Regions from separate parts of the Homo sapiens genome. Here region 1 is linked to region 2. The links are chromatin loops, found by intact Hi-C in ENCODE. Cell type or tissue: Calu3. All regions are shown on one strand. Links, peaks and the distances in the headings refer to the core of each region. The heading gives the core; the rest is flanking DNA.

The links. A loop is a pair of places that touch in the nucleus more often than their neighbours do. Peaks named below come from ENCODE experiments on the same cell type or tissue, not always from the same donor. Only the 100,000 strongest peaks of a DNase experiment are listed, where the experiment ranks them.
Region 1: a loop joins it to region 2, with 8 times the contacts of the local background. A loop is called at or near these places in 1 of 110 quality-filtered maps.

What each region holds. Positions count from the first base shown.
Region 1 is chr4:171,064,749-171,070,138 of GRCh38, forward strand. No RefSeq gene overlaps it. Among named protein-coding and RNA genes, the nearest start is that of LINC02431, 27 kb to the left of the region's middle. In Calu3, for the core only: no CTCF peak of the experiment used is centred there; no DNase peak of the experiment used is centred there.
Region 2 is chr4:170,988,065-170,993,454 of GRCh38, forward strand. The region is part of intron 1 of LOC124900869 (a long non-coding RNA gene); the gene reads left to right. Among named protein-coding and RNA genes, the nearest start is that of LINC02431, 50 kb to the right of the region's middle. In Calu3, for the core only: no CTCF peak of the experiment used is centred there; a DNase peak (open chromatin) is centred at 3,097.

The DNA of each region.
Region 1 (5,390 bases), core at 318-5,317, 77 kb after region 2:
AGGCTTAACAGAATAGAGAGCCCAGAAATAAACCCTTGCATATATGTTCAAACTAATCTTCAAAAAGGGTGCCAAGAATACACAGTGAGGTAAAGCAATCTCTTGAACAAATAGTGGGAAAACTGGGTATCCACATGCAAAAATTAGAATTTGACCCTTATTCTACATCATAGAAAAAAGTTAACTAAATAAATAAAAAGACTTTAATGTAAGACCTGAAACTGTAAAACCTCTAGAAGAAACACACAGGGAAAAAGCTTCATGACATAGGACAGAGCTATGATTTTGTGGATATGACATCAAAAGCACAGAAAACAAAAGCAAAAATGGAGAAATGAGACTACCTCAAACTAAAAAGCTTTTGTACAAAGAAAACAACAGAGTAAACAGTCAACTACAGAATGGGGGAAAATATTTGCAAAACATATATCTGATAAGGGGTTAATTCTAAAACAGATAAGGAACTCCTACAAGCCAGGAGTAAAAATCAAACAAACAAAAACGAATACCTGATTAAAAATTGGGCTAAATACTTGACACTTTTCAAAGAAGTCATACAAATGACCAAAAGGTGTATGAAAAGATGCTCAATGTTATTAATTATCATGGAAATGCAAATCAAAACCACAATGGGGTATCACCTCACATCTGTTAGGATTGCTATTACAAAAAAATAGACAAAATAGTAATAACAAGTGTTGGGGAGGATGTAGAGAAATTGGAAACTTTGTACACTGTTGATGGGAATGGAAAATGGTACAGCTGGAACAATTACAAAAATAGAATTTGCATATCAACCAGTAGTCCCACTTCTGATATTTGTCCAAATAACTGGAATCAGGGACTCAAGGCGATATTTGTACCTCCATGCTCATTACAGCATTAGTCACAGTAGTCAAGATGCGGAAATAGCCTAAAGATTCATTGACAGATGAGTAGATGAAGGAAATGCAGTATGTACCTGCAACAGAGTATCATTCAGCCTTAGAAAAGAAGGAAATCCTGCCATATGTGACAACGTGGATGATCCCGGAGGACATTATGCTAAGTGAAATAAACCAGTCACAGAAGGACAATTACTGCATTGTTCCACTTATATGAGGTGTCTAAAATAGTCAAACCCACAGAATCATATAGTGGAATGGTTGTTGCCAGGGACTGGTGGGAAGGAGAAATGGGCAGTTGCTAATCAACAGGCGTAAAATTTCAGTTAATTAAAATGAATAAATTCTAGAGATCTTCAGTATAATGTTGTGCCTATAGTTAAAAACACTCTATAGTGTACTTAAAAATTTATTAATAGAAAAGTCTCATATCATTTTCTTACCACAATAAAATAAAAACTTAAATATATATATTTTATATATTATATATTTAATATATATTAAATAAATATATATTTTATATATAATATATAAAATATATATTTAATATATTTATATGTTATATATATTTATATATAAGTTATATATATTTATACATGTTATATATATTTATATATATTATATATATTTATATATGTTATATATTTATATATAAGTTATATATATTTATATATGTTATATATATTTATATATGTTATATATATTTATATATAAGTTATATATATATTTATATACTACTCAGCCATTAAAAGGAACAAAATAATATCTTTTGCAGCAACTTGGATGGAGCTGGAGGCCATTATTCTAAGTGAAGTAACACAGGAGTGGAAAACCAAAAACTGCATGTTTTCACTTATAAGTGGCAGCTAAGCTATGAGTACACAAAGGCATACAGAGTAATATAATGGACCTTAAAGTCTCAGAAGGGGAGGGTGCGAGAGGGGCTAGGGATAAAAAAAATTACACATTAGTTTCAATGTACACTAAAATCTCAGAATTCACCACTATATAATTCATCCATGTAACAAAAAAACACTTGTACCCCAAAAGATACTGAAATAAGAAAAAATATACATACATAGATAGAGACACAGATAGATAATGTGTCACAGATAGATAATAATAGATATTATTATAAATGAAGCCAAAAATTTCAATAGCTTAACCAAATAAATGTGTATTTACTTTTAATAGAAAAATCTAATGAGAGATTCAGATTGCAGACATATCTTCTCTAAGAAACATTTTGTAGATCCAGACTCCTCTTTTCATCTTGTAGAATTGTTGTTTCCAAGATATGGTGCTCAAGTTTGCTAAGCTCACCTATACAAAGTCAGCTGTGGAATAAAGCATGAGGAGGCTTTTACATGGAAGAATTTGATTGGCCAAACCTGGGACTAGGACGAACATCCCAACTAAGTCACATGTCAAATCTAATGGAAAGGAAGGCAGGGAATATCCATCTAGTTTTGTATGTAGAAAATGGAGAAAGAGAAAACCAATCTGCCACAAATCATTCTTGGCACAAGGAAAATTTGATGCAGATTTTCAAATAATTTCTTTTGTAAAATTCAATGTAATATAAGACATAAATATTGTCTAAATATAAGGTAATTCTTCATGGTCATCTAAGTCCATATAATAATATTTTATAAATCATTAACTTTTAACTCAGAATGAAATCAGAGCAATAATTAGATTATTTGTAATTGTTGGTAACTGATGTAGTATCCATCTTGAAGATATTTTAGAGAAATTGTATGAAGCACTGATATTTTTCAATAACACTGATGCTCCATGGTGAGCAGATATATTCAAACCTACCCTCAAGGTCCGAGGGAGCTGAAAGGCTGAAGAAAGAGGCTGACAGATCCAGTTTATCAGAAGGAAAGATTTAATAGAGATGTAAGAACAGAATCAATGTCTTGAAAGGCCACAAGATGGTGTATCTCCACACTCACTCTCCAGAAAATGTCCTTCATTTAGCAAGCATTTAGGGTAAAGACATATGTGGTTGGTCACATCTCAGACTTTTTTGCTGAAACTCTTGACCACTGGGTGAAACCACACTTGCAAAAGTATAACATTGAGAGAAAGCTGATATAACTGACCTCATCTTACTTGTAATCTCATAAGCCTCTGCTTATTCCTGCATGTAGGCCAAGCTAACTGTGGGAGGAATTTATAGTTGAACTTTAAAGCAAGAATGATGATTGTTCCTTCCTAAAACTAACACCTTCCTTGTTCAGGGACGAAAACCACTTCTGTAAAACTAATGAAAGGCCACAAGGTTAGAATTATACTAGAGACTTGAATTCTGCCAAGACTTAGACATAGTTAAATAATAACTAGTCATTGTTTTCTAACTTGCCTTTTTGTAAATGCTTATAACTTAGAAGTCTGGTATGATTTGGACATATGTCCCTGCCCAAATCTCATGTTCAATTGTTATCCCCAGTGTTGGAGGTGGGGCCTGGTAGGAGGTGATTAGACCATGAGGGCAGTTTTTCATGAATGATTTAGCATCATCTTCTTGATGCTGTTCTTGTGTTAGTAAGTGAATTCTCATAAGATCTGACTGTTTAAAAGTGTGTAGCTCTTCCCCCAACCCTCTCTTTTGCACCTACTCCGGGATGTGAAGTGCAAGATCCCCCTTCACCTTCAGCCACGATTGTAAGTTTCCTGAGGCTTTCCCAGGAGCCAAGCAGATTCCAGCATCATGCTTCCTGAACAGCCTGTAGAACCATGAGCCAATTAAAAAACCTCTTTTCTTTATAAATTATCCAATCTCACATATTTCTTTATAGCAATATTAGAATGGACTAACACATAGTCACTACCTGGTGGTCATAAAATTTGTAACTTTCCTAATTGACCCTATAGATAACATGACTACTGTAAAACCTAAGACTGGAGTTTGAGATATTTTTCTGAGTTTGCATTCTGGTGGACCAACTGATGCCAGCTGGACCAGTGACCTCACCCAGAAACTGACTCAGCACACCAAGAGAGTTTCGGCATTTCAAAACCGTGATTTCATTTCTAACACAGTCAATCAGTAGAAACAATTCTGTAGGCCCTGCCCACCAAATCATCCTTAAAAATCCAAGTCTGCAAAGTCTCAGGGAGATGGATTTGAGAAATAGCTTGTGTCCTTCTTGCCTGGCTGCCTTTTGATTATTAAGCTCATTCTCTGCTGCAACACCCACTGTCATAGTGCATTGAGATTTGCCTGTCATAGTGTATTGAGATTTGCCTGTCATAGTGTATTGAGATTTGCTGTGCAGCAGGCAAGAAGCACCCATTGAACTGTTACATTGGGAGATTAGATAAGAATCTATACAAGGAGTTATTTATATTATAGGCATTGCTTTAAGACCATGCTATGGAACATGTTGGTAGGCAGGACTCAAACATCAGTCATCATGGAGGCTTTGCATAAAGGTGGCATCACTTTTACCATGCAGCAGGCTGTTTTTCAACAACTGATATTTTGATTAAAAAATAGGAACATTAAATTGATTATACTGTCATAGGTCTTTTATTCAATAAATAAATATTTTCTTCTGTTTTTCAAACTCTTCTTGCTCTTACTTTGATTTTATTCCTATATTAGTTAGTTCTTACATTACTATAAAGAACTACCTAAGACTGGGTAATTTATAAAGAAAGGAGGTTTAATTGTCTCATAGTTACACAGGCTGCACAGTAAGCATGACTTGCAGGCCTCAGGAAATTTACAATCACGGCAGAAGAGTAAAAGGGAAGCAAGCATGTCTTCACATGGCAGCAAGAGAGTGAGAGAGCAAGGAGAGAAGTGCTACACATTTTTAACAACCATATCTCATGAGAACTCACTATCACAAGAACAGCAAAGGGAAAATCTGCCCCCATGATCCCCACTCCCCACCAGGTCCCTTCCCCAAAATTAGGAATTAAAATTCAACATGAGATTTGGGTGGGGACACAGAGCCAAACCATATTATTCTGCCCTAGGCTGCTCCCAAATCTCATGTCCTTCTCACACTGCAAAACACAATCATGTCTTCCCTCAAATCCCCCAAAGTCTTAACTAATTTCATCATTACCTCAAAAGATCAAGTACAAAGTCTCATGTGAGACAAGGAAAGTCTTCTGCCTATGAGCTTATAAAAGCAAAAACAAGTTAGTTACTTCCAACATACACTGGATGTACAGGCATTGGGTAAATGATCCCATTTCAAATGGGAGAAATTGGCAAAACAACAACAACATCAAAAACAGGGCTACAAGCACCAAGAATGTGTGAAGCCCAACAAGGCAGTCATTAAATCTTAAAGCACCAAAATAAGCTCCTTTGACTCCATGTCTCACATCAAGGCAACACTGATGCAAAGGGTGGGCTCCTAAGGCTTGAGTAGCTCCACCCCGGTGGCTCTGCAGGGAATAGCCTCTGCAGTTGCTTTCATGGGGTGATATTGAGTGCCTTTTGGCTTTTCAAGGTTCACAGTGCAACCTATCAATGAA
Region 2 (5,390 bases), core at 282-5,281:
AGGAAATTTATTTTTATTGAAATCGTTTTCTGCATCTATTGAGATAATCATATGGTTTTTACTTGTAATTCTGTTTATGTGATGTACCACATTTACTGATTTGTCTATGATGAAATAGGCTTGCATACCAGGAATAAAGCCTACTTGATTGTAGCGAATTCACTTTTTGATGTGCTGCTGAACTTGGTTTGCTAATATTTTATTGAAGATTTTCGTGTCTATTGTGTATATATTTATCAAAGATACGGGCCTGAAGTTTTCTTTGTTCATTGTGTCTCTGCCAGATTTTGGTACAGGCTGATGCTGGCTCATAGAATGATTTAGGGAGGAGCCCATCCTCCCCGATATTTTGGAAGAGTTTCAGTAGGATTGGTATCAATTATTTGTATGTCTGGTAGAATTCAGCTGTGAATCCATCTGGTCCAGAGCTCTTGTGGTTGTTAAGATCTTTATTACTGATTCAATTTTAGAACTTAATATTGTTCTAGTCTGGGTTTCATTCTCTTCATGATTCAATCTTGGGAGATTTTGTGCTTTCAGGAATTTCTCTAGACTTTCTAATTTGTATGAATAGAGTCATTCATAGTAGTCTCTGAGGTTCTTTTGTATTTCTATGTGGTTGGTTGTAATACCACCTTTGTCATTTCCTATTGCGTTTATTTGGGTCTTGCCTTTCTTTTTCTTTGTTAATCTAGCTGTGGGGGGGGGGGTCTATAAATTTTATTTAGTCTTTTGAAGAACAAACACTTGCTTTCATTGATCTTCTGTATGAATTTTTACATTTTAATTTTATTCAACCTTTCTCTAATTTTAGTTATTTCTTTTCTTCTGCCAGCTTTGAGGTTGTTTTTTTTTTCTAGTTTCTTTAGGATAGAAACTAGAAAAAAGTTAGAATGTTAATTTGAGGTCTATCTAATTTCTTGGTGAAGGTGTTTATCACTATGAACTTTCCTTTTAATACTGCTTTAGCTGTATCCCAGATATTTTGATAAGTTATGCCCCTATTTTTATTAATTTCAAAGATTTTTTTGATTTCTGCCTTAATTTCAAAGTTTATCCAAGAGTTATTCAGGATAAGTTGTTTAATTTCTATATATCTGTGTAGTTTTAAGATATCTTCTTAATACTGATTTCCATTTTTATTGCACTATGGTCAAACATCTGCTTGGTATTATTTTGATTTTTTTGAATTATTGAAACTTGTTTATGATCTAGCATGTGGTCTTTCTTGGACTATGTTCTATATTTTATTCAGAAGAATGTATATTCTATGGTTATGGGGTGAAATATTTTGTAGATGTCTGTTGGGTCCATTGGTCAAGTGTTGAGTTAAATCCAGAGTTTCTTTGTAAGTTTTCTGCCACAATGATCTGTCTAACGCTGTCAGTGGATTTTTGAAGTTTCCCACCATTTTTGTGTGGTTGTCTGAGTCTTCATGTAGGTCAGGAAGAACTTGTTTTATGAATCTGGGTGCTCCAATGCTGGGTGTGCAGACATTTAGGATAGTTAGTTCTTGTTGGATTATACCCTTTATCATTATGTAATGTCCTTCTTTATGCTTCTTAATTGTAAAAAGTTTAAAGTCTGTTTTATCTAATATAAAACATAGCAATTCCTGCTTTTTAAAATTTTCTGTTTGCAGGGCAGATATTTATTCAACTTTTTATTTTGAGCCTGCGGATGTCATTATGTGTGAGATGGGTCTCTTAAAGACAGTACACTATTGATTCTCATCTTTTTATCCAGATTGCCATTTCATATGTGTTTTAAGTGGGGCGTTTAGCTCATTTACATTAAGGGTTAGTGTTGATATGTGATATTTTTACCTTGTCATCATGCTGTTATATGGTTGTTATGTAGACTTAATTGTGTAGTTGCTTTATAGTGTTTGTGGGATATGTGCTTAAGTGACTATTTGTGGTAGCAAGTGTCATTCTTTTGATTCCAAGTTTAGCACTCCCTTAAGGACCTCTCATAAGTGTGGTCTAGTTGAAATGAATTCCCTTAGCATTTGCTTGTCTGATAAGGATTTTATTTCCCTTCACTTTTGAAGCTTAGTTTAATGAGGTATTAAATTCTTAGTTGGCATGTGTTTTCTTTAAACATACTGAAAATAGGCCCCAATCACTTCTAGCTTGTAAAGTTTCTGCTGAGAGATCTATTGGCAGCCTGATGGGGGTCCCTGTGTATGTGACCTGACCTTTGTCTTTAGGTGACCTTAAGATTTTTTCTTTTGTGTTGAACATGGTCAATCTGACAATTATGTGTCTTGGGGAGGGTCATCTTTTATAGTATATATCCGGGGTTCTCTATATTTGTTGAATTTGCAATCTACCTCTCTAGTGAGATTAGGGAAAATTTCATCAACTATAAACTCAGATATATTTTCCAAGTTGCTTATTCTCTCTCCTTTTCTCTCAGGGATGCACACGAGTCATAGATTTGGCCTCTTTAAATAATGACATGTTTCTTGGAGGTTTTGTTCATTTTATAAAATTCTTTTTCTTTATTTTTGTCTGAGTTAATTTGAAGAACCAGTTTTGAGCTCTGAAATTATTTCTTCAGCTTGATGCATTCTGCTCTTAATACTTCTGTTTGCATTATGAAATTCTTGTATTGAATTTTCAACTCAAGAAATTCAGTTTAGGCCTTTCTTAAAATTACTATTTTGTCTTTCAGCTCTTGAATCATTTTACTGGATTGCTCGGCTTCCTAGGATTTGGTTTCCACTTCCTCCCAAATCTTGATGAGCTTCCTTGCTATCCAGATTCTGAATTCCATATCTGTCATTTCCGCCATTTCAGATTGGTTAAGAACCATTGCTGAAGTCCTACTAAGCTTGTTTGGATGTAAGGGGACATTCTGGCTTTTTGAATTGCCAGAATTCTTACACCGATTATTTCTCATTTGGGAGGGTTGGTGTTGCTTTAACTGTAGGTAAATTGAGTATAGTCAGTTTATTTTACTTCTGAAAGTTTTTATAATGCTCTGTACAGGGTCTTTGTTGTTGAATTCTTGCCCTCGGCTTCCCAAGAGAGAGAAGCAGCTGCTTTTTGCTGTTGTAGTTTGGACTGTGATCCAGTAGATAGCGCTTGTGAGCAATGAGTAGTAGATAGGCTCTTACTCTGTTGCACGAGCCTTTTGTGCATCTTCTGGTTTGCAGCTGTGCTCTGTATTGTGAGCAGGAGAGATGTGACTTTCTCACCGGCTACACTCCTGGGTCACTTCCGATCACTGGCACTGTGTCTGACTTTTTGTTGTTGTTGTTGTTGTTGTTAGGCGTTTCAGAGTGGGGGCTCCCTTAGGTAGAGGTTTTTCAGGGAGACAGGTCACACTCTTACTAGACCAGCCCTGTGGAGGGAGGCACAACCAGGTCCCACAACAGCCTGCAACCTGTGGAACTCACCTCTCTTAGTTTTATGGGGGTGTGGCCTCCTTCCTCCCTCAAGTGCTGGGCAGCGATCCCAACTTAGTATTCCTGAATCACGAGCCAGAGCTCTTAGGCACCAGGACCTGCTCTCAGCTCCCTGCTCCAGATACTTAGGGTTGAGTTCTGGATGTGCTGGAGGATCTGAAAGGCTCCTGGTCTGCTAGGTTGCACTCAGATGGAGCAAAGCATCAGTACCGGGTAGTGGGGGCTGCATTGTGTACATGTTCTTGCAGAGTGGCCAAGCAGGAGCCTGGGAGAGGCTGGCAGGTAAGTAGGCCTATAGGACAGATGTACCCCAACCCTGCAGGGAAGCCAGCCCTGTTTCTTCCAGTTCATCTATTAGCTGGTGCCAAAGTCGCTCAGAGGAAGATGGGGAGCCCTGGGGGATGGCACTTATGGCTGGGTTCCATAGAAGCTGTCCTATGCACAAAGATCACTCCATACCTGCTGAAGCCTTATCTCCACCTAATCTCTGGAACCAGGATACCAGAGGTCTATGGAGAGAGTGGGCAGTCCCCCAGTTCCTTCACTCACCCCTTCTCCAGGACCCATTCAGGGCCAGTAGCCAGCCCTTCCATTTGGGTACCCGACAGGGGTTCCCAGCTTCCTTCCTCTTCAGGCTTGGTGTGTGCATCCTTTTTCCATCCACATTCAGCATTTTCTCTCTGAAAATGTGTTAAAATTATGTTGGTTTAGTCAAAATTCCGGTCCCTCTCCGTGGGAGTGGCACTTCCTGGTTGCATCTAGTCATCCATCTTTCAGAAAACCCTCTTTCATTACTTTTATTTTTTTCTTTTATTTTCTTTCTCCTTTTCTCTCTTCTTTCTTTCTCTTTCCCTTATCTATCATCTATCTTTCTCTCTTTCTCTCTCTTTCTTCCTCCTTCCTTCCTTTCTTCCTCCTACCCTTTATTTTAGTTCCGTGAAACCTCACTCTTCCTTTATTTTTTTTTTTAGGATTTTGAGTCATAGAAAAGTTTTTCAGTCTTCTGTTCTACAGAGGAATTCACCAAAGTTTCCTTTTGATATTATATGGAGTCATTTTATTTTATTATATCAGATACATCTGAATTTTATACTTGGAAGATGTTTGGTGTAATCGAGTTGCCACTGAGTGGCTGTTTGTTTATTATAATGTCTTGGACCTTCATCAAACTCTTTGATCCATACAACTTAATAATTTTGGAATTTCGTAGAAACAGCTGCTTTAAAATATTTTGTGAAAAGAAGTACATGTTGCCACTGTGACTTTCCTAATCATGGGCCTATTGTGCAGTACTGGGGTTGCTGACGATAGAGGGTGACTTACCATCACTGGATAACTGTCTCCTCTGTAATGAATGATCTCAGGTGGAAATTGACGTAAGGTACAACATCTGAGCACTTTGAGCCAAAATACCTCTTCCGTCAAACTGCTTGTCTCGAATCTTTTAATCTATACCAGTGACCAATCAATCATTTACTATTTACCACTGACCAAGAGTCTATATCTTTATTTCAGACCATCCCTCTATATACAATGTAAATGCCGAAGTGCACTACTTATAAATCTGTGTACAGGAAGGATTTGTTCCTTCATTATTTTTCTTTACAGTCACCCCTAAGTGCCACTTAATGCAGCTCCAGTATTTTTTGGTCCCATTAACACATTAAGCTGAACCACCTGCGAACCTGGTCCCAGTTTTCTTTCTCTTTCTTCAACTCATCATAAAGAAAGTTTATGAAGCTATTAGATGCTAAATTTAGAGAGGAGTCAGTGTTAAAGTGAGAAGTGGCATAGGATTCTAGCCACCTATTTGCATAAATTAATTCTGTCCTCTGGACTTACTTGGTGTGATCCCAAAATGTTATTTTCATAGTGTGATAGATTGATGCTGTACCTGTCTCACCTTGTGATATGGTGTATCTGAGAGATCTGAGCTTATGAGAACAGGTGCAGTCACCTAACCTTGTGGTTTATG